2 separate regions of the Homo sapiens genome follow, and region 2 is linked to region 1. A link is a loop called in an ENCODE intact Hi-C map of the cell type or tissue named here. Cell type or tissue: CD14-positive monocyte. All regions are shown on one strand. Each heading gives the region's core, and the rest is flanking DNA. Links, peaks and the distances in the headings are about the cores only.

Region 1 (12,140 bases), core at 1,295-9,294:
AAAATTAAAGGACTACTTGCCTTTTATCATGAAGTAATGTTTTAATTCCATTTCATGACAGCTCAAATCAATTACTGAGACTGTGCTCGGCCAGTATCCCTTCACCCCTGTCCTATTCCTTTTTTTTTTTTTTTTAATAAATCATAGAATCATAGCTCATAGAGTTGAAAAGAACTTCAGTACAGCCACCTGGAACTAGTTCTCTGACTATGAGCAGGCAAAATTAATATTCTGACTTTCCAAGCAAGACATTAAAACCCAGAGAAGCTGTGTCACTTCATAAGTGCTCCTGTTATCATATCATACTGTTCTTTGATGGACTGACCATGTGATCTTATTCTCAAAGACCTCCCAACAAGCCAAGTGCCGCAGAAAGATTTCCTTAGCAAAAATCAACTCTGAACGCTGGTCTATTTCTACCACAGAAATCCCAACTGTCTCATCAGTGAAAAGGTTTGAACTCTTACTACTGAACAAGAAGTAAAGCCACCTTCAGGATTAAAACAATGAAGGTCACCATGTACAGATCGCCCAAAGAGCTAATATATTAAGTAGTACAATAACACTGCAATACCTTTCTGATTTTAACTGAATCCTTTAGGTTTAGAAAAGAATAATCTTAGGTCAGAATAATCCAGACTGATGAATCCATGTAGATCTCAGGCTACCTTAGGGCCCTAGGATAAAAGACCCACAAGCAATCCAATCTTTCCAGGACTTGTATAGCTGGTAATATTATGCCAACTTCACAGTGAAAAGAACTGGAGCTCAAAGAACTTTTAATACTATGCCCAAGGCCACAATTATCTAGGAGAGTAGAAATTTGAGTTCAGGCTGGCATAACTCCAAGGCTACCAACTAGACTGGCTGTCCTAGATACAACCACTTAGTCTTATTCTAAGTAATACTACATTGACCCTTTTGGCAATTACAAGCCAATGGGTCAACTGTTTCATAAAATTTTTCCTTGTCAAATATTATAGATCCAAGTTATGAATATAAAAAGAGGTGATAGTTTTCCTGTTTGATATACCTACATTAAATTGTTCAGATAAAGAAGAAAGCAGGATAGAAGAAAATAGGGCTTTTGGATGTCACTAAGAGAGAGATTATCCAGTACTGGTCACGAGCCCACTTCTTTCTGCTTATCTTAGCAGCAGTATTTGGAAACAGAGGTTCTCAGGCTTGTTTCTGACTAGCCCTTGGGAGTTCTCTGGGAATATCACTAACATGCCAGGGTTCACTGGCAATATTGCTCATTGTAACAAATGCCATGCTTATACCAAAAGAGGGCCCTTTATAATATTTCAGTTGATTAAAACATTCTCAAAACCCTCCCCAGATGTAACTGATTTGATCTGGCTATATGAATGCAAATTTTTAAAAACAGTATAATTTTGTTTTCTGACATTTGTAATTGATTTTACTTATATGCCTTGTTCATAATAAAACCTCAATAAATGCTAAGTAAATAGATGGATGACTTAAAAAGTTAAAAGAAATGATATTGGAAAGACACTATTGGATGTTGGAAGTGATAATGAGATTGGGATACGCTCCAAGGTCCTCAGATGGTAGCCAACAAAATCAGTACTGATCAATGAGATCAATACTTCCCAACTTTGGGGATGGAGGTGAGGGAAAAGTGGGAGAAGCCTTAATCTTTGCTCAATCCTTCAGGAAAAATAAGGAGGTATGCGGTAGGAGCCTTGTACCCTCTGCCCCAAAGGTAACACATACCTTATAATGGAATTTGCAATAAACTGCCTCCCCATTTGCATTAACCAGCTTGAAAGTATGTGATCCATATCCATTCATGTGGCGATGTCCATCTGGAATCCCCCGATCACTGAACAAGAAAGAAACCTAAAGAACAGAAATATAAAGCCTAAAATGTTTTCATTTAAATCAAAACATCCTTGATTTTTAAGATATTCCTTAGTTTCCAGAAAGTCCCTTAATGACATAAAACATACTAGCCAATTTCCCATGGGAAGGGTTACCATTATTATTTCACTTGTAGAAAATAACAAACAGAAAAATTTTAAATCAAAATGATATGCAAATCACTAATACTATGACTCAAAATTCTATGAAGGAAAGCCAAAACAACCTGAAAACTGGCCTAATTTGTTATTCAAAATTTATTTGCATAGCAAATTTGTTTGGTACTACTTTCCCCCCACTTCCTTAATACAGAGCTTTACCTTACACTACAGACTTTCATCCTTACTACTGCTAAATATCAACTGACAATGTTGCTAGCTATCTATCATCATCATCATCATCATTTAAGGCCGATGAATGGGGGATGATTAGTAAAGCCAGTTACTACAAAACTCTTCACGATCAAGAAATCTGAGGAAGCTGATTCCAATAAAATAGCCAAAACTGGAGAGACACTTTATGAAGAGGCATAATTAAACACTGCATCCCAGGTGATATAATACAATGGCAAAAAAGGGTTCATACCTGATGCAGAGACTCAGGACGTAGGCTCCAGAAGTCCCAGACCATGTCCGGATCCTTCAGATGTGTCTGAGGATTTCTCTTTTGGCTGTGGATAAAAGATGGAAACTAAATAGAAAAAAGAGAGAAAAAAATCCAAAAACTAAGTTTACAGGAATTATGGTGTCTTTCATTATATATGCCTATTACTAGGTTTATGGATTATAATTCTAAATACAATCCTAGAATTTTAAACTGCCAAACCATAATATGAAATTTACTCAGCATAGACAACTAGCATCTAAGATACCCTAAAGTATTTCAAATATACTCAAAACTATAGTCTTTTCTTTTTTTTTTTTTTTAAGACAGGGTCTCACTCTGTCACCCAGGCTGATTGCAATGGCATGATCACAGCTCACTGCAGCTTTGACCTCCTGGGCTCAAGCAAATCTCCCACCTCAGCCTCCCAAGTAGCTGGGACTATAGGCATGAGCCACCACACTTGGCTAATTTTTGTATTTTTTTGCAGAGATATGGTTTTGCCATGTTGCCCAGGCTGGTCTCGAACTCATGGACTCCAGTGATCTGCCTGCCTTGGCCTCCCAAAGTGCTGGGATTTATAGTATTTCTTCACGGAAAAAATATACCCACCCTCCCGCATGCGCGCACGCACACACACCCCCTCCTGCTGACTCAGAGCATGTAGAGACACCCTCTGCTTGTTTCCAAAGTAAAGTCCCTCTTTTTACTAATCTTCGATGCTCTGCAAGGAAAACTAAACTCACTTCCCATTAAGTCAATCTGTCTTAAAATGACAAATCTAAGACCAATGGTAACTGTTCTTACTTTATCTTATTAAATACAGAAAAATGTGTTGAAAAAAGTAGTCCAGACAACTCGCATTCTTTTCTTTCTGCCTTTCCCACGGCTTCTCCTCAAATGCCAACCTATTTGAAATCAATTTAAGTCAACAAACATTTGTTGAGTGCAAAATACTCTATTACCTACCAATATGGGATCCCTGATGAAGAAAATGGGGGTGTTATTTCCAACGAGATCCCAGTTACCATCTTCTGTGTAAAATTTCACTGCAAACCCACGAGGGTCCCGAACTGTGTCAGCTGAACCCGATTCTCCAGCTACAATATTCAAATGGAAACAGGAAGCATAAGCCACAGCACTTTGCATCCAAGAAGCCTGGAGACATAAAGAAGCACCTGGATCCATCCTTTCTAATCCACTTCCAAGAACTAAATTAGGTATTTAAGTGCCCGGGTTATTATTTCTACCCACCAGCTAATTCAGTCCACAAATCAAACAAAATAATTAATTGAGAGCAATAAGAGAACACATGTAATAACAGCTGACAATGTCATTCATTTACCATAATAAGATAACTTTGTTCAAACAGGTAATTGAACTTTTAATTAAAATAAGGGAAGAAAATAATTATGAGGCTTAAAGTAGTGACAAACAGAATAAGTGAGTTGTCAAAATGATGAGGTTAACATTAAGAAAATGAGTTAAAATATTGGTTCTTAGTTCTTAATTTCATTTATTTTTACATTCCACAGTATTTTTAAAATGCAGAGACTGACACAGAAACGGAACTAGTGAAGCACTAGGTATGTTGAAATATAGTATGATAGATCTAATACTATCTCTGTAACGTGAGAAACATCACTTAGCCTCTCAAAAATAAAAAGAATCCCACTCTGCAAAGTAGATCTACAAATCAGAGATTATATCTGTAAAGCACCTAACCACAGTTGGCACAGAATTAATTCTCAATAAAGGTCAGCTGTAGGCATAGTTATTAAATAAGATTTCCACTCTATTCTTCTGTTAGAGGCAACCACTTTTAGGAAAGCTCTTTCCAAATGTCACAGAATTGCAGAGGTAGCCTCTGTGTAAGTGTGATTTCCTAAGACCTCAACAAACAGAAATACAAGTAACTTCCTATGTGTCTCCAAATATGTCTTCTACTGTAAAACCTTGACATAATTTGGAGAAGTGCTTGCTTCCTATTTTCTAATAACTTTTTCTTTAAGTTATAAACATCCCCAAAAGGTGAAGTTGAGTTAAGCCATACCAATCACGCCAATAAACCAACTTACCAACAGTGGAGAACCGAACTGCGATGGGAGTCTTCTTTCCAATATGCTCAAATACCTTTGCCTTGGAGTATTTGGTAATGTCATGTGTGACCTCAAAGTAGCCAAAGGCCCCTAACGAGAAAGACACAGAAATCCTTACCATGAGACCATTACTCAGACATTCAGGTCCTCAACAGGCACCTGGGTGACAAGAGAAAATGATGGTTAGCACCAGCCTTCTGGGAGCTTCCAGTATGTTGGAGGAAGGGGAAATGCCCAAACACAAAATAAAGAGGGTGAAATGCAAAGCCCTATTCTATCATTCAGTGCTAAGTCGAATGCCACATAGCTGGAGCCAAGAGAAGGAGGTGAGTGAGGCTAGAAGTCGTCAAGGTTGGCCCAAGGACACAGGGTCTCAGAGGGGCCTGAAGTACAGGTAGGACCTATGAGAGAAAGTGAAGAACAGAGAGAAGAGGAGATGAAAACATAAGAGAAAGAATCTTTTCAACACTTAGCAACGATGATACAAAGCAAGCAATAAACTAAACAAGTCAAGATGGAAAAATACACACAAACCACTGGAGAAGATGGGGAGAAACCTTATCCAGGAAGAAGAGATGAAGAAATGCAGAAGTCCTAACTGGAAGTCCAAGTCAGCAAGCTAAGAGAAAAACTTCCTTTCTGTGGAGCTCTTTTTCCAACTGAGTTTTTCACTTTCTTTCAAATACCACCCCCATCTTTTGTGTCTGATATAACAGCGATAAAGAAAGTTTTACAGAAATTGTTGGAAAAAAGGAAAGGAAAAATCATCACAAACCCACCACCCTAACATAACTACCCCAAATTTTGCAGCTCATTCCAGTAATTACCCAGTAAGTACATCATTTAAACTTAGTTGCAATTGCAGTGCATGTGTCTATGTCTGTATTTCTGTACAGCAGGTCCTCAAACAACATTGTTTTGTTCAACGTTGTTTCATTATAACGTTGATGAGAAAAAAATCTATTCCTAGCTGAGGCCACCATCTGTGTGGAGTCTGCATGTTCTCCCCATGTCTAGATAGGTTTTCTCCTGGTACTCCAGCTTCCCCCCACATCCCAAAGATGTGCGTGTTAGGTGAACTGGCATGTCTGAATGGTCCCAGTGTGAGTCCACCCTGCAATGGACAGCATCCTGTCCAGGGCTGGCTCTTGCCTTGTACCCCAACCTGCCAGGACAGGCTCTGGCCTCCCACCACCTTGAACTGGAATAAGCTAGTAAATAACTATCTTATTTTACTAATCTTTCTTAAAGGTATGTATGGCTCACATTTATTTCAATGTTTAATATAAGAGGTATTTTGAGTCTCTATTTAGAAGTTTGATGATGTTTTATCAATCAGAAATATGCCATAGGAACTTAACTCTTGCTTACGTCAATTAGCCTATCATAAAATTGGTTTCATTACATGTCGTTTAAAGTCAAAGTTTCCAAGAACCTATTGATGTTAAGTGAGGACTTATTGTATTTTTATTCCTTCAATGATGGGAGAAATGGAAGACTGCTATTTTTAAAAGAAACTATTTTATATATAATGTTTAACCTGAGGAAATAACCATCATTTATTTACTAATTTCCCTACTGCTGGATGTTTTTCCTTTCTCCCACAAATGGAGATTTGACACTTGTGTTAAAGGTCTTCCAATCCTTTGGGAAATAACACTTGACCCAGGTGCTGTGAAACAATCTTTTTACAGCAAATAAACACAGCACTTACCTGCTCCTTTAGCATGCACAACTCTCTCAGGAATTCTCTCTCGGTCAAAATGAGCCATTTCATCAGTGAAAACCACATCCTGAACAAGAAGGGGCCCACGGGGCCCTACTGTAATAACATTAAGTTTGTCTCCTACTGGGTTACCAGCTCCAGTGGTCAGGACATCAGCTTTCTACAGGAACACAGAAAGAAAGTGCAGGAGAGTTAGCACAATCAAACCTTTCATTTACACTGTCACGGGTACATAGCTTTGCAATGTTTATACCATCTGCCCTCTTTTTTAATTTCCTGTGTCCAAAGTACTAAAATCTGACAGGATGGGCCATTGCCTGAAACTTTTAGTGATGCCCCAGAAACCCTTGACAAATCTCAACACTAATCTGCTAAGAAACTTGCTCTGAAGAGCAGAAAGATGATTTTGGAGCCTGAAAATGTGCTCAGCACCTGCTCCAGAGAAAGCCACTGGGTTCTGCAAAGCTCCCAGTCAGAGAGGTGCCCAAAAGCGTCCTACAAGCTTAACAGTGAAATGTCCAATCCAGCAATGAGAAGACGGTCTCCAGGGAAGCTGTGCTGGTCAATACTTTACTCAGAACTTACAAACGCTTTATTACTGCCACGATCTTCAAGTGCGCTACCTTGTTTAGTGCATCTCAAGAAATGTACACCAGCTATTTGCAACATCTCTTTTCAATTAAAAAAAAAAAGTCAATGGCTTTCACTGTCACTAAAAGTAAACTGTTACTGGTAAGGTGGATTATAGTATTAATGTTTTAAAGATAGCAAATGTCTCTGAAATGGGATAGGTTATTTTACTGTAATAAATAATTAATTTTAATCCACCTGATTCTCCAATTTCAGTTACATCAGAAGACACTCAGCTGTCCCTCCTCTAGGGTTAGAGCGGCATTCTTCTAGCCCCACATGATCCTGGAAGCTCATAGCTTCATCTAGTTCCATGGTCAGAGAATACTTTTGACCACAGACAACTGCCTCTGCAGTGTCTTCCCCGGGTCACTGGAAATCAGGAGAGACACGTAAGTGACGCAAAGCTACGCCACCTCCACCTGGGAGAGGAACTCAACGCTGTCTATGACAAAACTCAACAGACCAACTTCACACACAGAGAAAAGCACTATTTTTAGTATTTCCACACACCTAGAGTGGAGTCTGTAGTTTTACTCCCCATGCATGTCTGTCCTGTACATTAAAATAAATTCCTGCCTCTTCTCTAGAAGGCAATACGGTGGGGAGTAGGCACTTACAAAACCACAAAAGATCTGTGAGCTGTTTGAAAAAAGATATTGAATAAAGGAGACCGTGCAATTTGCAAAACTAATAAACAAGACCCTCTCACACACTAGTAAATGCCCTTGCCACTAGAGTTATATCTTCATCCAAGTAGGAAGAGGCCAACATGGCAGCAGGGAGAAACTATGAGTGCCAGCACTAGAGCCTGGGTCCAACTTCCAGTTCTACCAATTACCAGCTATGTAGCTGCTGGTAAGTTACTTATTTATGAGTCTCCATTTTCATCTGCAAAATAGAATAATAAGTACCTCCTAAGGTTAACACATGAATTAAAAGAGTTAAATGTAAAATGCAAGCCACACATTCAACACATATATGCTGTCACTTCACTGGCTGTGAGAACATGACCTCGCAGCAGAAGGAGCAAAGCATTTGAAGTTTTATTTTTCTAGTAATCATGACAGATGCATACTCCTCCATCCACACTCTCTCACTCTACCATCTCTGTCCCTAAACCCATCTAGCAAAGCCCCTTCTAAACTGTCACAGTTTAAGGGTCCAATCAACACTTACCACCCAGTCACATCACTCTTTTGAAGATACATATGTTGCTAATACGTGTGACCCTCTGTGACGTGCTAATACGTGTTACCCTCTGTAGGTTTATTTTTAATTTAAAGTAGAAAATGAACCAGAAAAAAAATTTCTACTTTCTAAAGTAGAAAATGAACCAGAAAAAGAGCAATTTCACCTTTAGTTTAAACCTAAAGCCTTGGTTTTCAACCTTGGCAATGCACTAAAATCACCTGAGGAGCTTTTTAAAGCCTCCTGATGCCTGGGCCATCCCCCCTAGAGATGTCTGATAGAAGTGCCCTGGGTGAGGCCTGGGCTATTTTTAAATGACTCCTGTTCAAGCTAGGATTGAAAACCACTAACCTAGAACTATTGGGTGATAACAAAGTTAAAATAATTAGAGAGCCAGAGCAAACCAAATCTGTTCACTCTTTAAATGCTCTTTTCAACTTACAAACAAGGTATTTAAGGAAGCCTTTAAAAAATAAAGGGACATCCAGGCTGGGCGCGGTGGCTCACACCTGTAATCCCAACACTTCGGGAGGCTGCAGCAGGTGGATCACCTGAGATCAGGAGTTCGAGACCAGCCTGACCAACATGGAGAAACCCTGTCTCTACTAAAAATACAAAATTAGTACCAGGTGCAGTGGAGGGGTGACTGTAGTCCCAGCTACTCGGGAGGCTGAGGCAGGAGAATCGCTTGAACCCAGCAGGCGGAGGTTGCGGTGAGCTGAGATCGTGCCATTGCACTCCAGCCTGGGCAACAGCAGCGAAACTCCGTCTCAAAAAAAAAAAGGGGGGGACATCCCATAAAAGGTACAAGTATGAGAAAAGATACCAAGAAGCTCAGTAAAAGGAACGCTAAACAGATGAGAGTGTTATTTACATGCCAGCATTCTTAACGTGGGGAGGGAGCTGCCCCTAAGGCAGAGATGAGAGCACATCACATGTTCCCTTCTGGTTACCGGGTCAGGGTGATATGGTCAAGAATAAATACCACACCCAAAGGCAGCAGGTGCAGAGTTGGATAAATGAATAAAGTACTAAAGCTTGAGGTGGTCTTTCCTGATGACACTGACTATTAAGAGTGGGAATGCTGGAATTATGGCAGTCCTCCCTCCTGCCCAATGAAGGAATCCCCTCCTTAACATCAATCCTGTTAAGAAATGAAACCTGAGTTTTTAAGTTACAAATGGAGGCTTCAGAATCTCTTCCATTTCCCCACTCTAACAGTTAGATCAATTGTCCTCATTTATATAACAGCTTTCCCCACAAGCTCATGTATATACAATTTACCTTCAAAGCCAGTGGGGCAGGAAAGCTTCAACAGTCAGCAACAGAAAAGGGAAGCCAGGGAGCAAAAACTAGAAAGGAAAAGATCCCCCAACTTCAGGGGATGTTTAGCGCAACATTGGATAAGAGGAACTGATCTAAACTGAAAGATAGAGTATTAATATTAGAAGGTGAGGAGCAGGATGCGGTGTATTTAAGATGAAAATAATTAATGCAATGAAGATTTACTAGATGAAATGAGAGGGTGGGGCTAGAAAACGGACCACGCAAGTTATCTCACTTAAGCCTGTCAATAATCCAGAGATCAATATTATTAATCCCATTTAATGGGCGATACTACAAACTCAGAAAACTTAAGTAACTTTGCAGAGATGTCAGTGTTGTGGCACAGGTTTACTTGTTACATGTAACACGTAAGGACAGGCAAAGAGATTTCCTCCAACTTGCAATTATTGTTTTTAACTCAATGAATAACTTTAGAGCCAGAATATTTTTAAAGAGAGAAAAGCTTCTCTATGGCTGGATAATTTTAAGACCTCTCTCTGGAGAGGTCCTTGTTAACATGTTTACATCTTCCTGGCTGCTAGCTCCCATGACATCCATACGTACCTCTCCTGAACTGCTCTCTCTACCCTGCCCCACACCACTCATGAAGCAGGGCCAAGGGCATCTTCTTGTGCCCCATATAACAAAATATTGTAATTGCCTGTTTATGTCACTGTTTTTCTTTTTTTTTTTTTTTTTTTTTTTTTTTGAGATGGAGTCTCGCTCTATTGCCCAGGCTGGAGTGCAGTGGCATGGTCTCAGCTCACTGTAACCTCCACCTCCTCCCGGGTTCAAGCAATTCTCCCGTCTCAGCCTCCCAAGTAGTTGGGATTACAGGCGACCACCACCACACCCAGCTAATTTTTGTATTTTTAGTAAAGACAGGGTTCCATCATGTTGGCCAGGCTGATGATCTCAAACTCCTGACCTCAAGAAATCCGCCCATCTTGGCCTCCCAAAGTGCTGGGATTATAGGCGTGAGCCACCGCGCCCAGCCTGTCACTATTTTTCCTCTCTAGACTGTGTACTCCTTTTACATCTATATACCTGATCCCTAATACACTGCTCAATATACTAACAAACATAAAACAAATGTGTGTGGATTCAGCATGCAAATAAACTAAACCACGGACCAATATGATATGGCCAAGAGCCTTTCTAACAAGCAGGAGGAAGCAGCAACAGTCTATCCCTCTCCCTGCATCGCCCCTCCAAAAAATGAGAGAAATATTTTAATTTATAAATTCTGATCAAACACCTTTAGACACACTTGTTATGAAAACTGCCACAGAAATTAGCTTGGCTAAAAACTAGCACAATTATTAGAAGTAGGGACTTAAAGTAAAATTCTATTTTGACTTTGCTGCCTTTATAGGCTTCTTTTGGCCAGAGCTAATACATAAATGAAGAAGTTTTCCTGGGAGGAGTAAGGTTGGCTTCATCTGGTGAAATATTTTATCAACATATTACACTTTCCACTTAGTAGTTCCCTTCACTCACAGAAGTTTCAAGAACCTAAACATATTCTTCCACTTTTAATTAAAAGATTGGTTAATGCAAATTGCCCATCAGTCCCAGAGGAGTCATAATGACGTCTTTTCATTCTGTGATAAAGAATGTGCCTAGCGTTTTCTAGCAAATAACTGCCTAACATTCTCCATTTATTCAACAAAGATTCAAGTGCCTACAACGTATACACCCACGTACAGGAAACCAAAGACTGTCCTGACCTTCAAATTTCTTGGTCTGTGGGAAAATAATAAGGGTGGTCTAGATATTGACTGCTGTGGAAGCTAAAGCAATTCCGTCTTAGATACTGATCCACCATGCTGACTTCTGATTAACTCCAGTTTTAAGATTTCCAGTTTATCTATTATTCCTTGTGAAAGAGCCCCTATTTACTATAAATCCTGCCCTGAGGTCAAACAACCTTGACATTATCATACTTCAGTCATGCCATACCTCCCTTCTGAATCGCCCTTCCCTATGGTATTAAGCCCTGGGTCTGAGGGGTAATGGTATGGGATCCACCATCTTGTCTCGCCAACACGCAAGACACAGACATGGTTTCTGGTCCTAAGTCCCTACTAAACATTTCTTTCTGAGAAACTTGATTTGTCAGCCTCTTTCTTTGGCCTCTCAGCTTCCTCAGACTTTGGGGGTAGGTTTGCATAGACCTACCCACCATGCAAAAGCTAAAAAAAAGAAATGAAACCTTAAAAATTTCTGTCCCATCTCCCATAGTCTCTCCCACTGCACATAATGACTTAGCGATTCCATACCTAGGTATATTTCAGGAGAAATGAAAGCACATGTGGACCAAGGGTTAAGTCACTCAGTCACCCCTTCTCCATCCCAAATGTTAGCAGTGTAACATCAATGCAGTTATTACCAGGATTACCCTAAAAAAATATAGACCCTCACAGGCTATAATGCATAGGCAACTCACTGACAGAAATGGATAGTCTAAGACTTAACCTCTCTCCCAGGTAATAAGAGAACTGTATAAAAAGGTAAGGTTTGAAATGTTCAAATTCTCCCATTTTAAAGGGATCAGAGGCTACTTATTAACATTTCCCATTTACCCCCAAGAAAAGAGCACTGGCAGCAAGCTGCACTTAAAAAAAAAAAAAGGAAATGGGTTAAAGGTAAGTATCTCAAAAGAAGAGCCCATGGCA
Region 2 (16,024 bases), core at 3,084-11,083, 46 kb after region 1:
AACTAACACTTCACACAGAACATTCCTAGTTCAGTGCAGGTTGAGCTTGAAAGTACAACCAAATCTTTGTCATGGTATCTCCCGCCATGTGAAGTGGAAACAATCAGACCATAGTCCCTCCTTACATGGCCTCATTTCAGATTTTAACCTGGGTTTTAATCTCCTGTCAATTTACACATGAAGATATTAACATCCTCTGAGAACAAGTAATTGTCAGACATGGAATATTCAAATTCAAGAATAAGAAATAAAAAATATGTCTACGGAGGCATGGTTTTAAAGATGGACCCAAATTATATTCCTAAATACCTATCTGGGATAAGAAAAACACAGGTTTTTCTTATCTTTCACTCTCATTCTCATATCACTTCTGACACCAGATGTATGGGGACAGTTTCCCCTATATATTAAGCAATTCTCCAAAGAACACCAGCTGGGTGTCCTACAATTTAAGTCAATTCTGACACTATCTACTTGGAGACAGCATCAGATCCCACAGGTTAAGGGCTCAGTCTCACAAGTCTGCCCCACTTCAAATGCCAATTGCAAACCCCAGGCTGTGACCTGTGCTTCTAACCAACTGGCTATAAATCAGAGTTCCCCTGATATCTTCCTCAGGTTTGATTATTTTTCTGGATGACTCACAGAACTCAAGGAAACACTTAACACTTACCAGTTACCATAAAGGATATTACAAGGGATACAGATGAACAGTTAAATGGAAGAGGTGCGCAGGGCGAGGCATATGGGAAGCGGTTTGGAGAGAGTCCATGTCCTCAATAGGCATGCCACCCTCCTGGTACCTCCATGTATTCAACAATCTAAACCCAGTTCTTTGGAGTGTTTTTACAGAAGCCTCATTATGTAGGCATGATTGTTTACAATCCCTGGCCATTGGTGTTCAATTCAGCTTTCAGTCCCTTGCCCCGTCCCCTCCCTGGAGGTTGGTGGGGTAGTCCCAATCATCTAATCACACCTTGGTCTTTCTAGTGACCAGCCCACATCCTGAAGCTATGTAGGGACTACTAGCCACCAGTCACCTCATTAGCATACAAAAGACACTCTTATTACTATGGACATTCCAGGGGTTTTAGGAGTTGTGTGCCAGGAACCAAGAGCAGAGACCAAATACATATTTCTTATTATAACACAATATCACAATACCATTTGATATCTTAATCTAGAGTATCGCCATTCAGGTCATTGTGTAAATAAAGGAAATCTATTCAAAAGTTTTTTGAAACATTAATTAAATTAAATTAATTTAATTTAATTTAATAAAGTAAATTAAAATTTTCACTTCCAGGCCAGGCGCGGTTGCTCACGTCTGTAATCCCAGTACTTTGGGAGGCCAAGGCGGGTGGATCACTTGAGGTCAGGAGTTTGAGAGCAGCATGGCCAACAGGATGAAACCCCATCTCTACTAAAAGTACAAAAATTAACCAGGCATGGTGGGGTATGCCTGTAATCCCAGCTACTCAGGAGGCTGAGGCAGGAGAATCACTTGAACCTGGAGGCAGAGCTTGCAGTGGGCCAAGATTGTGCCACTGCACTCCAGCCTGGGCCACAGAGGGAGACTCCATCTCAAAAAAAAAAAAAAAATCTTTTCCAAAAACAGATATTAGTAGCATTTTTAAAGTGACATTTCACTATCTAAAGAACTAAAACCATTAGTCTCGCCAAGCGTCCCATTATATCCATCTTTTCAGCATCTGGAGCATTGACATGCATGTCTATAGTGGAAACCTCGTCCTTTTGTCACATATACAGAGGACACCTGATTCACTGATTAGTGTTATGTGACAGGGTGACAACAAATGTAAATAGACTAAACCATCACATTTTCCTTCCCAAGTCCATTTTATCTTTTAAGGTTTGACCCAGTGTTTTTGTTGTTGTTGTTGTTTGTTTTTTTGTTTTTAATATACTATGACTAGCTTTTCAGCAGAAGAAATTTTGAATCTATCTCCCAAAATTATTTGATTCTTGTAGGCAACTAGTTCTGCTCTGCCCCTTGAGTATCAGCTATTGTAGATGGCGCAGGACTGTCACAAAATTTGCGGCTCAGGTTGTTCTCATGTTATCAAATGGTCCTTGACACTGTCAAGTTGGGTGGGTGTTGTGCCATTGCTTTTCCCCCATCTGAGGGTAGTGCCATTTATAAAAATACTCTGAAATCTCTAATCCCCGCAATGACCACTCCTAACTGCTGCCTCCTTGAGCTCAACAGAGATTTGTGCTCCAACAACTTCTCTTACTAGCACCATAGCATGGATCTTTCTTCCTTCCACTCTGTGAACCTCAATAGTATGGCACCGCCTTTATCCCTCAAATGTATTTTTGTTTGTTTGTTTGTTTGTTTGTTTGTTTTGGAGATAGAGTCTTACTCTGTCACCCATGCTGGAGTGCAGTGGCACAATCACAGTTCACTGGGAGGATCACTTGACCTCCCAGGCTCAAGTGATTCTCCCACCTCAGCTTCCCCAGCACATGTCACAACACCCAGCTAATTTTTGTATATTTTGTAAAGACACTACAGTTTAGCCACGTTGCCTAGCTGGTCTCAAACTCCTGGCCTCAAAAGATTCTCCCACCTTGACCTTCCAAAGTGTTGGGATTACAGGCATGAGCCACCATGCCCAGCCTCAAATTATTTTCATCTTCTCCTTAATTATTTCCATCCATGTTGTGGGGCCAGGGATTGCCTAACTCCAGACAGGCTGTCACTCTTTTCTCCTTTGACTTCTTAGGTAACATCACTTTTTATGCTTGAGGCTGGCTTTGAAATGTTAATATCTTGTTAAGACTCCAGTCACATTTGAATGAAAAGGGAATTTTATGGGTAGATCTGGAAATCTATTGCTTATATCATCATTTTCATGAGAATGAATATTTCAAGTTTAAATATAAGTGGAAGGAGCTAGCTAGGGCTACCAGACATTTTTGCCAAGTCAGCAGACCTGTTAGAGAACCCTAAAGAAGAAACAGAAAGTAAGAAAGAAACAAACAGAGCCCACAGAGAACATTCAGGGAACATTCAGGGATCCAATAATGGACGATGTTTCTCCAGTGGCTCTTATGTAAACCCCTATCTCCTGCATACACTGCTGCACCTCTCCTTAGGTTAAAGCCCCTTCTTTCTCCCAGCCTCTGTTGCTCCCTGCCAGGACCTTTGATCCTTTCCAGCTTCCACTGTGAGTTGGATCAATTACAGTGTGTCTCCAGGTCATCGCTTAGCTTACTTCACTTGACAACTGGACATTTTCTGCTTGCTCCTCCAGATTTAATCTCCATCCTCCTCCATTCTAATCTGTACTCTGTGAGTCTTTTTTTTTAATTGACACAAATAATTGTATATATTTATTGGGTAAAAGATGATGTGTTTTGAAATACGTGGACATTGTGGGATGGCTAAATCGACTAATTAACCTGTGTGTGGCCTCACATACTTATCATTTTTTTGTTGTGAGAACATTTAAAATCTACTCTTTTAGCAATACTCAAGAATACATTAACTATAGTCTCCATATCGTACAATAGATTTATTGAACTTTTCTTCCTGATGAACTGAAATTTTGTGTCCTTTGACCAATATCTCCCCAGCACTCTTCACCTGCAGCCCCTAGCAATCACCATTCTACTTTCTGCTTCTATGAGTTCAACATTTTTAGATTCTACATATAAGTGAGAATCTGTGCCTGGCTTATTTCACTTAACATAATGTCCTCCAGGTTCATCCATGCTGTCACAGATAACATGTGACACTTTGTAAGTTAGTTAATGAGATGTCAGTATGGTCCATCTAAATATTAATGGAAGGCAAGTGCTCCCCTACTGTTGAACTTCACTTCTGAAGGCAGGTATCAGAAAAATAAAGGAGGAAAAAACTACAATGTATCTAACTATGACTTATGTTATTGAGAAATTAAAGTGCATATTGAAGCTGTCAATCTCAACATTGCCAACCATCATTCAAACATAGGATGTGTTTATGATGAAGCATCTTAAAGCATCCTGGGAAAATTACAATGATGACTCCCAACTTTCCATTAGCTAGGAATGTAAAGAGTTACAAATATGTGTCCAACCATAAAGATATTTGACATGAATATGTTGAGCTCTAAACAAGAAAAGTAATTTTGGACAAAACAATATCATTAAATGCTGAGAGAAGTTCTTCTATTTTAATAACTGAATTTAGGAAAAACAAGTCCCTCTGCTATTTGCTGGCTGGATTGGGCTAAGGGCGGACCTGGTTTTTGTAACTCTCCCCACCCTTCTTGGGATGTGTCCAGCCCAGTGGGCAGCCTTGTTCTGGAATATCCAGTTAAGCTGGATTGCTGTGGGGGGTGGAGTTACAGTTGCACTTTTTCAACCTAAGAACAGGATGCACCAACACAATCCCTGATTTTCCTTAATTTTTCCAGGGCCTTGATCTTCTTTTGGGATCCACAGAAAACTACCACTGGCACATGGGGGAGTTGATGGTGATAAATTCCAAGGGTAACTGGGAAGAAAAACAACCAAGATCCACTGGAGAAGTCAGTTATTGTTAGGTCAGGCAACATCAACACAATAGACATCTGTTCCATTGAGAAAAAAGAACTCTGTTGAACTGATGAAGCTGTCAGCATAAGTCATGCTCTTTGGGCATGTCATAAAACGACCTGACCTTCAGAGAGGAGGCTGGGGTATCAGAATCCTCATTCCTACCATCAGTGGAATCTGTCATGGTAGAATTTCTTTCCCTGTGTGGTTCCCCCAAATGTACACTGATTATTAACTTTTAAATTCATAGCTTAGGAACTATAGGAGGATCTAGCTCTGCACTGAAAATAATGAAATTCTGCTGGCTAGCCAACCCTCAGTTGTTCCAGATTCAACAGGTTTCTATTGGGTATCTATGCATGCAAATACCAGAGGTTCAACAGTTAACAAGACAGTCATGATCCCTGTGCTATGGATCTTAAGATCTAGTTGTCCTCCTGTTAGCAATATCACCGTATCAAGAATCAATCAACTGTTCCCAATTGACTGAGCTGGAATGAACTGCCCAATCCCCTCCATTTATCAATTTAAAAATAACTCTGAATAGGTTATATCTGTGTATATAGGGTTCAAAACTAATTAAAAGAGAGGACTAGAACCCAGGTCTACTGACTCCCAGACCTTCCCTGTTTGTTGATACTCTGCCCTCCTTTCTACCTACTCCCAAAAAAAGCTTAATTTCCCATGTAGAGTCCTTACACTGGTAAATGTCTGCTGACACATGCAGGAGTCAATGATTATTGACTCTGGCAAAAGCAATACGTTGTCTAGTATATTTACCAACTACTAGAACACAGTGGTGACATAAATTTGTTTTTCATGAAACTTTCTCTATTTCTGAAAGCAAAGTCCACTAGAAAGCCGAACTCGTGGAAAGTATTTCACATAAAATTGTATTTGATGGACATACTTAAAGGGCAAATATTAAATTATGGCTTTAATCTCTATTCTTTTATATATGTCAAGAAAGCCTCATCAAATCTTACCTTTCATATGCATGAAATATTCCTTTAAAGTTGGCTTATCAGATTACTAAAAGAACTTCTGTACCAAAGATTTTTTTAAAATGTGCTAGGCTAAGACAACATTGTGAGATATATTTAGGAGTAGGAAAAAAGGCTGAATTTCCCTTTTTTTTTTTCCTTCTTCTCCTTTCAGGGATCCAGTGAACTCAATGTCCTTTAGTAAATGTACCAGGTAGAGCAGTTGAATTCATGAGAAAATCATCAAGTAGTCAATATTCTGGTTGTCTCAAAAGGATTTCTTTTTAAAAAAAGAAGACCCAAGGAAAACACTATCAATAGAAAGCATTGAATGCTCATAAGGAATTTAGGCAATACCAGGAAAGTGTGTTTGGGGTGAGGGGAAGGGTGAAGAGGGAGAAGTGGAGAAATGGGAGGGTAGAGGGAGAGAGAAGTGGAGAGATGGGAGGGGTGGAGAGAGAGAGAAGTGTGGAGATGGGATGGTGGAGGGAGAGAGAAGTGGAGAGATGGGAGGGTGGAGAGAGAGAGAAGTGGAGAGATGGGAGGGTGGAGGGGGAGAGATGGAAGATTGGAGGGAAAGAGAAGTGGAGAGATGGAAGGGTGGAGGGGGAGAGATGGAAGGTTGGAGGGAAACAGAAGTGGAGAGATGGAAGGGGTGGAGAGAGAAGTGTGGAGATGGGAGGGTGGAAGGAGAGAGAAGTAAGGAGATAGGGTGGAGAGAGAGAGAAGTGGAGAGATGAAAGGGTGGAGGGAAACAGGGGTGGAGGGAGACAGAAGTGGAGAGATGGAAGGGGTGGAGAGAGAGAGAAGTGTGGAGATGGGAGGGTGGAGGGAGAGAGAAGTGGAGAGATGGGAGGGGTCGAGGGAGAGAGAAGTAAGGAGATGAAACGGTGGAGGGAGAGAGAAGTGGAGAGATGGGGGGTTGGAGGGAGAGAGAAGGAGATGGGGGTGGAGGAAAAGAGAAGTGGGGAAATAGGAAGGTAGAGGGAGAGAGAAGTGAGGAGATGGGAGAGAAGGGAAAAGGAAGTTACTTTCACTTTTTCTCTCAATCCAGTGGGGAAGATGTTGATATCAGTCCTATGTCATGGATGAGGAAATTGAAGTTCACATTTGTCGCTTGCTGAAGGTCACGTGACCAGAAATGCAAAGCCCGATCTGACTCATATTCTCCTAATTATAAATGTTACGTGCTTTCTATTACTCAGGCATTGCTACTCTTTCGGTTGTGCCAGGAATGGCATAACCAATATTGTGTTTGATTCTCACAGCAACCCCAGAAAATGAATGTTACTCTAAATCTCAAAATTAAGAAACTGCCTCAAAGAGGTTAGGTCATTTTGCATAGGGCCCCACAGTAAAAACAGCATTTAGCAAATAAGTGGGGGCAAAGCTCTGCCCTTTTTGTTACTTCAGTGTTTCCAAAACACACTCTGGGGATTTGAGGTGAAGAAATGCCACAATATCCTAATCCCTTTGAACAAGGTGATCTTTACATAAAGTTTGATGTGAAGTGTCCTGAAAACAACTGGAACAACCCAGACAAACGTTCTCAACTAGAAGATCCGCTGCCATCTAGATCAGAAGTTTCAAACACAATTGGAGAAAAAGTGGCGGTAGAGCTTCAGGAATGTGATAACACTTGAGGCTGAGGAGGTGGTCAGAGGCATGAAGCCTAAATCATAGCTCTGATGAAGAAAACAGCAGCCCTCATGTTCCTGGAGGTGTGTGCCTGCCCATCCGCAAACACTGCAAATGAATTGCACAGGAGGACTTTCCTTCCACACTTGCCTGATTTGTTCTCAGCGATCCCACTGGAGTGTCCCATCAATCCAGATGAACTGATGGACATCCATTGGTCTCTGCGTAACTTTTAAAATTGGTATAGTATCTACAGCGTGTATAATTGAAACTAACCACAAAGCTTCACATCTTCGTTTCAACTGTTCCATAGCAGAATAAAGCACTTGAAAGGAAATAAAACTCCCTTTCACATGTAGATTATAAGTTTCGATCCTGATATCTGTGCTTGATTTTTATCAGTTTTGTGCAGACTTTATGTCTCATATTTTAAATTCAAATCCCATATTGTAAAGTTTGTACAATTTATCCTGAAGCTTTGTGTTTGGCTGCACCTGAATAAGCTGCTACAAATAGAAGAAAGAATCTCATAGCCTGTATCTATCATTTAGATGTATGGGAAAAATAGGTCTTGCACACAATGAGTTTGGAGCTGAGTAGGAACAATGGAAAAAAATGACATTAGCTGTGGTTGTAAAGTTTTTTGTTTGTTTGTTTTTTACCATCTTGTGAAAGGTTTCTGAAACTCAATAACAAAAAGCAGTTGGTGTTTTAAAAAAGTTCTATTCTTAGAAGCCTGAACATTCTCTTCAAGAATTTTTACATTTTATATTTTTAAAGATAATACTTAAAAATTAATGGAAGCTTATTTTGAATAGCCAAGTAATGCAACAAAGTTTCAGTATAGGCTTTGTACTCATGTTTATTTATACTAGTGGTAACAGTGCTTAACTTCTAATGTGCTGACAAACATGTTTGGTTGCTATTAGGTCGGCACATCCTCATGTCAAAATGACAGCAATGCTCTCACATTTGTACCTAATACCTATTAGGTTTCTTTGTACATTGCACCTAGATACCAGTTAGCCAGCTATCTAGCACTTATCAAAAAGAAAAGTGCTAGACAATCACAGGGCATAAAGTCGTAAGGGGAGCTGAATTCAAGCTATTACCCAGGTTAACCATTGCACCAAAAATTAGATAACATGATTGCTCAATATATGAGCCCTCAGCGGCCAAAAAAATTCACAAAGACAATTGAAAGCAATGTTTAAAAAAATGACTAAAAAGATTGGGCACAGAGGTTCATGCATGTAATCCCAGCATTCTGGGAGGCCAAGGCAGGCGAATCACTTGAGCCCAGGAGTTTGAGACCAACCTAGGCAATATAGGGAGACCCCGTCTCTACCAAAAAACAAAAAAAGAAGTTAGGTGTAGTGGCTCATACCTTTAGTCTTAGCTCCTCAGGAAGCTAAGGCAGGAAGATCACTTGAGCCCAGGAGATTGAGGCTGCAGTGAGCCATGGTCATGCTACTGCACTCCATCCTGGGCAACAGAGTAAGACTGTCTCAAAAACAAAAAATTATAAAATTATAAACTTCATTAAGGCTTGTTTGCTTCATTCTCATGTAATTATTAAATTCTATAAATCAATGGGCAGTGACCAAAAATAGCTTTTATTATGTTTTAGAGTATCTTGTCTGTCACACTAGACTTTGCTGTTTTTGCCCAAGTATCCTGTTTACCTACAGGTAGAAAAACCCTAATGTTTATTTGAGTATCCACCCCTCCTTTATGCAGCCCATGTCTCTAGCAGATACCGTATTAGACAGCATATTAGAACATTCCCATCATTGCAGAAAGTTCTGTTGGATACCACTGATCAAGATCGCAACTGAGATTATATACTATTTATTAACATATTTTATAAGCTTCAAAGCACTTCTTTAAAAATCCTCATTATTATTTATTTATTTATTTATTTATTTTTGAGACAGTCTTGCCCTGTCACCCAGGCTGGAGTACAGTGGTGTGATCTGGGCTCACTGCAACCTCTGCCTCCTGGGTTCAAGCAATTCTCTCACCTCAGTCTCCTGAATGGCTGGGATTACAGGTGCAACCACACCCAGCTAATTTTTTGTATTTTTAATAGAGATGGGATTTCGCCATGTTGGCCAAGTTGGTCTCGAACGCCTGACCTCAGGTGATCCACCTGCCTCGGCCTCCCAAAGTACTGGGATTACATGCATGAGCCACCGTGCCTGGCCTCCCTTATTATTATGATTATTAATCATTTTAAGTCACAGGAAGGGAGTAATTTTCTACAAATAAATGGAGTCCTGTACAGAGCATGGCTATTTCCAATACTAGCTTTTAACACTTTAATAAAATGATCATTACTCAATTACTATTTAATCTCTGTCCATCTTGAAGACTTGTTTAAAATAGAATAGCTTCCTCCTAGAACATTATACAATTCTTCAGCTCTAGTTACTTTGTGCCTTTCCTGATTGCCCAACTTAAATATTGAAAACTATAAAGATACTTAATCAGGGAGCTTTGCTTCGGAGTTAAATCAGCTTGACTTTGAACTGCCAAACAGATTAGGAATGGTATATAGATTTTAACTATTAAAGTCCTAGTTTTCTATCATAGAGCTTTTGATTTTAGAACTATAACAACACAAATTCCCTGGTTACCTAAACTCATTCTCCAAACTATCCATACACAGGAACTGAATTCATCTGGATAGCAAGGAATAATTGTATAAAGAATAAAGCATGCCCCCGAAAGTTTTCTCCTTAGAAGTCTCTCCCATAGGGCCAAGAAACAATATTGGCCAATGACATTCATTCCATAAGAAAATAGATATCAGTGCTTTTTTTATTTTACTTTACTTTATTATTATTTTTTTTTGAGACGGAGTCTCGCTCTGTCGCCCAGGCTGGAGTGCAGTGGCGCGATCTCTGCTCACTGCAAGCTCCGCCTCCTGGGTTCATGCCATTTTCCTGCCTCAGCCTCCCGAGTAGCTGGGACTACAGGAGCCCGCCACCACGCCCGGCTAATTTTTTCGTATTTTTAGTAGAGACGGAGTTTCACTGTATTAGCCAGGATGGTCTCGATCTCCTGACCTCGTGATCCGCCCGCCTCGGCCTCCCAAAGTGCTGGATTACAGGCGTGAGCCACCGTGCCCGGCCTCAGTGCTTTTTTTATAAGTTCTTTCTGTGCCTTTTAAACACATATTGAAGGGAGAGAATCAAGTGGTTCTGATGTGTGCAATGAAGTCATTTATACCAATGGCGATTTAAAATAACGTATTTAGAAATGCAATTAAAAATAAAGTTAAAAATAAAGGCCGGGCGTGGTGGCTCTCGTCTGTAATCCCAACACTTTGGGAGGCCAAGGTGGGCAGATCACCTGAGGTCAGGAGTTCGAGACCAGCCTGGCCAACATGGTGAAACCCCATCTCTGCTAAAAATACAAAAATTAGCCAGGCGTGGTGGCACATGTCTGTAATCCCAGCTACTTGGGAGGCTGAGCCACAAGAATCACTTGAAGGCAGAGGTTGCAGTGAGCAGAGACCACACCATTGCACTCCAGCCTAGGCAACAGAGCAAGACTCTGTCTCAAAAATAAATAAATAAATAAACAAACAAATAAATAAATTTTAAAAATAGACTATGGGTCGGGCACAGTGGCTTAGACTCTCCTGCTTCTGGCTCCCAGGTAGCTAGAACTACCACACCTGGCTGATGTTGATATTTTGACCACCTCCCATGAATCATGAATGTTCTTTTTTTTTTTTTTTTTGAGATAGGGTCTTTCTCTGACACCCAGGCTGGAGTTCAGTGGCATGATCTCGGCTCACTGCAATCTCCGACTCCCAGGTTCATGCAATCCTCCTGCCTCAGCCTCCCTAGTAGCTGGGACTATAAGCATGCACCACCACACCTGACTAATTTTTGTGTTTTTAGTAGAGACAGGGTTCTACCGTGTTGGCCAGGGTGGTCTCGAACTCCTGACCTTAGGTGATCCTCCCAACTTGGCCTCCCAAAGTGCTGGGATTACAGGCATGAGCCACTGTGCCCAGCCTATCATGAATGTTCTTAACGGCATCTAAAATTGTGAATTATTTCCAGAAGTCCTCTGATTTTACTGTGCCCAGATTCAGCAGAGGAATCACTATCTTTGGCAATTATAGCCTTACAAACTGTATTTCTTAAATAATAAGACTTGAAATTTGAATTTACTTCTTCATCCATGGGCTGCAGAAGAGATGTGTTAACAGGCATAAAGACAACATCAATATCTTTGTGGATCTCCATCAGAGCTCTTGGGTGACTAGGTATGTTATCAACGAGCAGTAATATTTTGAAAGAAATACCTTTTTCTGAGCAGTAGGTCTTAACAGTGGGCCTAAAATATTCAGTAAATCATGCTGTAAACAGATGTGCTGTCATCCTGGTTTGACTGTTCCATTTATAGAGCACAGGCTGAGTAGATTTAGCATCATTCTTAAGGGCCCTAGGACTTGGGGAATGGCAATTGTGCAGGGCTACACCAGCCTTGTCCCTGGGTCCATCCTCCTAATTGTAGCCTATGGTGCTGGTAGGCATATCACTAGGACTAAGGTTTGCCTAAAGAGTGGCTGCTTGAAAGCAAATGGGTAAAACCTAGACATGCCCCAATGTCCACTAACACACGTAAGGCCCTTCATGTTGTAAAACAATGGAGGAAGGGGCATGGAAAAAAATACGGGGTGGACTATGGGTGGAGGTTGGAGGTGGGAGTTCAGCTCTCCCCATACTGCCGAATTCCAGAGGAAAACTAGAAGTCTCAGAATTCTAAATTTCAACTTCATGATAACTTCAGGTTATCATGAAGCCAAATTTGGCAATGCAGGAGAACGGTACATATTTTATTTAATAGTTTATTATCTGTTTAGACAAGGGATATGTGAGCCTCTATATTTATTCCTGCCCTGACCCTGGCCCCACAAATGTTAGGGGCAGGTCTGTACAAGGAAGACAAACCTCAAGTGAGATCAAGGGTCCTGTGGGAGCTGGAACTGGACAGAACGAAATCTCACCAGGAATGTGCAGAAATTCTGGCAAGGCTGTTCAATATGTGGTTTGAGCTGACATCTGGGTTACATTTAAATATTTGGAAAATATCAAAATAAGATAAGGCAAAATATGATAACACTGTACTCCATAAAAAGATGGTCTCATCCCCAGAAAACTTAAAATCGAATTAAAGAACATGGAAACAAAGTCAAAAACTACATTAGCAACAATTTATTTTATATTTTAAAGGATGAGAGGGACTATTGAATACACAAGCAAATTACATGCCACCTAAAACATCCAGAGTATTACATCTCGTTTTAGTTTTCCAGGTAATAGAGAAATGGTAAAAACCAGGTAATTGTCAGATATTATTTCGGTGGTCTGTGCCTGAATTTTCAACACAAAGCGTTAAGATGAGATGAGATTATGAAACCACAGTCACACCTCCATGTACACAGAAAACCACGGTGCCATAGGTTTTCTTCACAAGGCCATAGGAAGTCCTGATCAGCCAAATTCAGATCATACTTGCTTTCAGTGCTCATCACATTTTATTTTATTTTATTTTATTTTTTTTGGAGATGGAGTCTTGCTCTGTTGCCCAGGCTGGAGTGCAGTGGCGCGATCTCGGCTCACTGCAAGCTCCACCACCTGGGTTCACGCCATTCTCCTGCCTCATCCTCCTGAGTAGCTGAGACTACAGGTGCCCGCCACGACACCTGGCTAATTTTTTGTATTTTTAGTACACCGTGTGTTTCACCATGTTAGCCAGGATGGTCTCGATCTCCTGACCTCGTGATCCACTGGCCTCGGCCTCCCAAAGTGCTGGGATTACAGGAGTGAGCCACCGCGCCTGGCCCAGATTTTCTTTCTTATTGGCTAACTTCAGTGGCAAATGGAGACCAAGTTTGGCCAGGTTAATTAGGGGCAGCATGCAATGTACAGAGCATTGGTATAGAAGCCAAACTCCCTGAATGTTAGTCTCAGCTCTGAACCCTAACAATCTGTGTGACCTTAGGAGGCCATTAAACCTCTCTGTGGCTCATCTTTATTTTATTTTAATTTTCTTTTAGACAAGATCTCATTTTGTTGCCCAGCCTGGAATGCAATGGCACAATCATAGTTCACTGCAGCCTTGAACTCCTGGGCTCAAGCCATCCTCCTGCCTTAGCCTCCCCAGTAGCTAGACTATAGCCATGCACCACCATACCTGCCTACTACTTTTTTTTTTTTTTTTTTTTTTGCAGAGATGGTAGAGGGGGGCCTGGATCTGCTGCCCAGGCTGGTCTCGAACTCCTGGCCTCAATCAATCCTCTGGCCTTGGCCTCCCAAAAAGTTGGGATTACAGGCATGAGTCACTGTGCCCAGCCCTTCATCTTTAAATTAATGTGATTATGAAGCCTTAGGCATAAACATTCTATGGGATATATGAGTATGTTATTATTTTGTCTCTTTAAGTACAGCTGCTGATGGCATTACTTTCTATCACCAAAAGAACTGACATTTATATCACAGAATAAAAGAGGACACATAAACCAATTCTCATTTCTACTGGGGATAATATTGAAACTAGAGTTCAGAAGGAATCTGTATCAGTTATAATTAGTTGAGTTGGAATTAGAAAGTCCATGGATAAGCAAGGTTTTTAGGTGCACTTCTTCCTAGGTTTAATTTCAACAAAAGAAAATGCTTGCCCTTCTCAGTTACGTGAAGTCTAGGATCTTGTTTTAATTTCCCAAGAGCCCCCATGAGGTAAGTATTATTATTCCTTTATTAAATGTAAGTACCTGCTTCATGAAGTGAATTTAAAATAAAACCATGCATAAAAAAGTACTCAGCACGATCCCTGGTACATAATAAAAGCAATAAATGTTAGCTATTTTATATACATTCATACATATATATTTATATCTGTATATTATGCATATCTCATTTTTATTATGCATAATGTATTACATATGTTTTATTATCTGCACTAGTGGCTTTCAAATTGTGCTCCAAAGAAACAAAGGTTTTCATGGGATCTACAAACAATGAAATATTTGTCACTAATTATAAAAATTAATGAGGAGCATACTTATTGATTTTTTAAAATATATTTTATGTATTGCATGATCTGTGTAAGACTGCTAGAACAATGCATTTTGCTGCTAAAACTAGATTTTTAAACCACTGGTATAATATTCCAATCCATTAATTTTACTGGTGATAAAATGAAAACACGGAGAGCTGAGTTTTTTTAATTTTTGGCTTTGAACACGTTAATATATCTGTTAGGACATATTCAGTTGCAAATAACAGAAAATCCAAATTATCTGCCTTAAATAAGAAAGGCAAATTATCAATAACATAACTAACAGGCAGGTCCAAAAAGAGGGTCTAACTCAAAGTTGGCTTCATTCCACAGCCCAATGACATCATCATGGCCTGTCTTATCTGCTTTCCCCTGTGAGTTTGATCCTACACCTGGCTTCCCTCATGGATGCAACATGGCTGTAACTGTTCCAGGATTTAAAACCATCACAGGTCATTTACAAAGACAGTATGTTTGAATGTCAGCATTCCAAGTGAGAATTCTAACATTTACCCTGTTTAATTAATTTGAGTCTGAACCAATTACTGTTTCCTGGGGAATTGAATATGCCCTCCAGGGGACACCCTGGAAGTTGAGTTGGGTGTTGCTCAGCTTCCTCCAAAGCACACTGGTTTCAATGGATAGCTTATGTGCTCAAACAAAAGCCTGGGTATGGTTAGAAAGGAGAAAGAGGGAATGATCACTTGGTAGACAACGAACAAATGTGTCCTAAACTATGTGACTTTGGGTAAATTACTTCCCTTCTCGTACATATAGAATAAGATATTGGATTTGATGAGTGATTGCAAATGTGAATATGCAGCCAGGCTTGGTGGCTCAAGCCTGTAACATCAGCACTTTGGGAGGCCGAGGCGGGTGGATCACCTGACGTCAGGAGCTCGAGATCAACCTGATCAACATGGAGAAACCCCCGTCTCTACTAAAATACAAAGATTAGCTGGGCATGGTGGCAGGCACCTGTAATCTCTGCTACTTGGGAGGCTGAGGCAGGAGAATCACTTGAACCTGGGAGGCAGAAGTTGCAGTGAGCCGAGATCATGCCACTGCACTCCAGTCTGGGGAATAGAGTGTGGCTCGGTCTCAAAAAGAAAAAAAAAAAAAGAAAGAAAAAATTGGTAAATGTAATTTCCTAAATTTAAGCTCCTTTATCTAATCCCAGCAGAACTTTTGAAGCATTATCCCTGAATAATGATTTGTAATTGAACATGCCCCAGAGGCACATACAAGTAGAAGAATATACAATGTGTCACATAGAATGTGAGTCAGCAGGAAACCTAAATAAAACAAGGATTAGTACCAGCTTGCCCAGTTGCTCAGCCTTCAACAATGGCGTGAAGCCATTTCTGAATTTAGCTTCCCTGTAAATAGCTGCCTAATTCCAGAACCTCACATTAAGGAAGTTGGTGCATTATTTGGTTGGCAACAGTGGCATAGTGAGGGTAAAAGGCCCCAGGAGCCATGTAAAATATTTATGCCTTCACTATTTCAATGCTGCTACTTGAAGTGCTAGATTTTGCAGCATCTAGTGCCTTGTGGACTCCCATAAATCAGATCCCTGTATGTCTCACTGTGACCCATCTTCTCTTTTCTCTGATTGTCAGTGTCTGGTAGAAATGATCCCCTCAGAGAACTATTATTGGAGAACAAAACTCTACTATCATCCAATTATCAGTGCATAACTTCTTTTTTTTTTAAGACAGGGTCTGGCTCTGTCTCCCAGGCTGGAGTCCAGTGGCACGATCTCACTCACT

The links. A loop is a pair of places that touch in the nucleus more often than their neighbours do. Peaks named below come from ENCODE experiments on the same cell type or tissue, not always from the same donor. Only the 100,000 strongest peaks of a DNase experiment are listed, where the experiment ranks them.
Region 2: a loop joins it to region 1, with 2.3 times the contacts of the local background. A loop is called at or near these places in 2 of 110 quality-filtered maps.

The regions. Positions count from the first base shown.
Region 1 is chr11:34,443,527-34,455,666 of GRCh38, reverse strand. It overlaps CAT (catalase), which reads right to left. Exons shown (of 13, transcript NM_001752.4): 2 at 6,304-6,475; 3 at 4,569-4,679; 4 at 3,460-3,590; 5 at 2,473-2,577; 6 at 1,741-1,866. Among named protein-coding and RNA genes, the nearest start is that of CAT, 11 kb to the right of the region's middle. In CD14-positive monocyte, for the core only: no CTCF peak of the experiment used is centred there; a DNase peak (open chromatin) is centred at 4,416; H3K4me3 peaks cover 2,194 bases; H3K27ac peaks cover 6,732 bases.
Region 2 is chr11:34,395,899-34,411,922 of GRCh38, reverse strand. No RefSeq gene overlaps it. Among named protein-coding and RNA genes, the nearest start is that of CAT, 35 kb to the left of the region's middle. RefSeq lists a silencer at 1-54. In CD14-positive monocyte, for the core only: no CTCF peak of the experiment used is centred there; a DNase peak (open chromatin) is centred at 6,652; H3K4me3 peaks cover 1,439 bases; H3K27ac peaks cover 1,889 bases.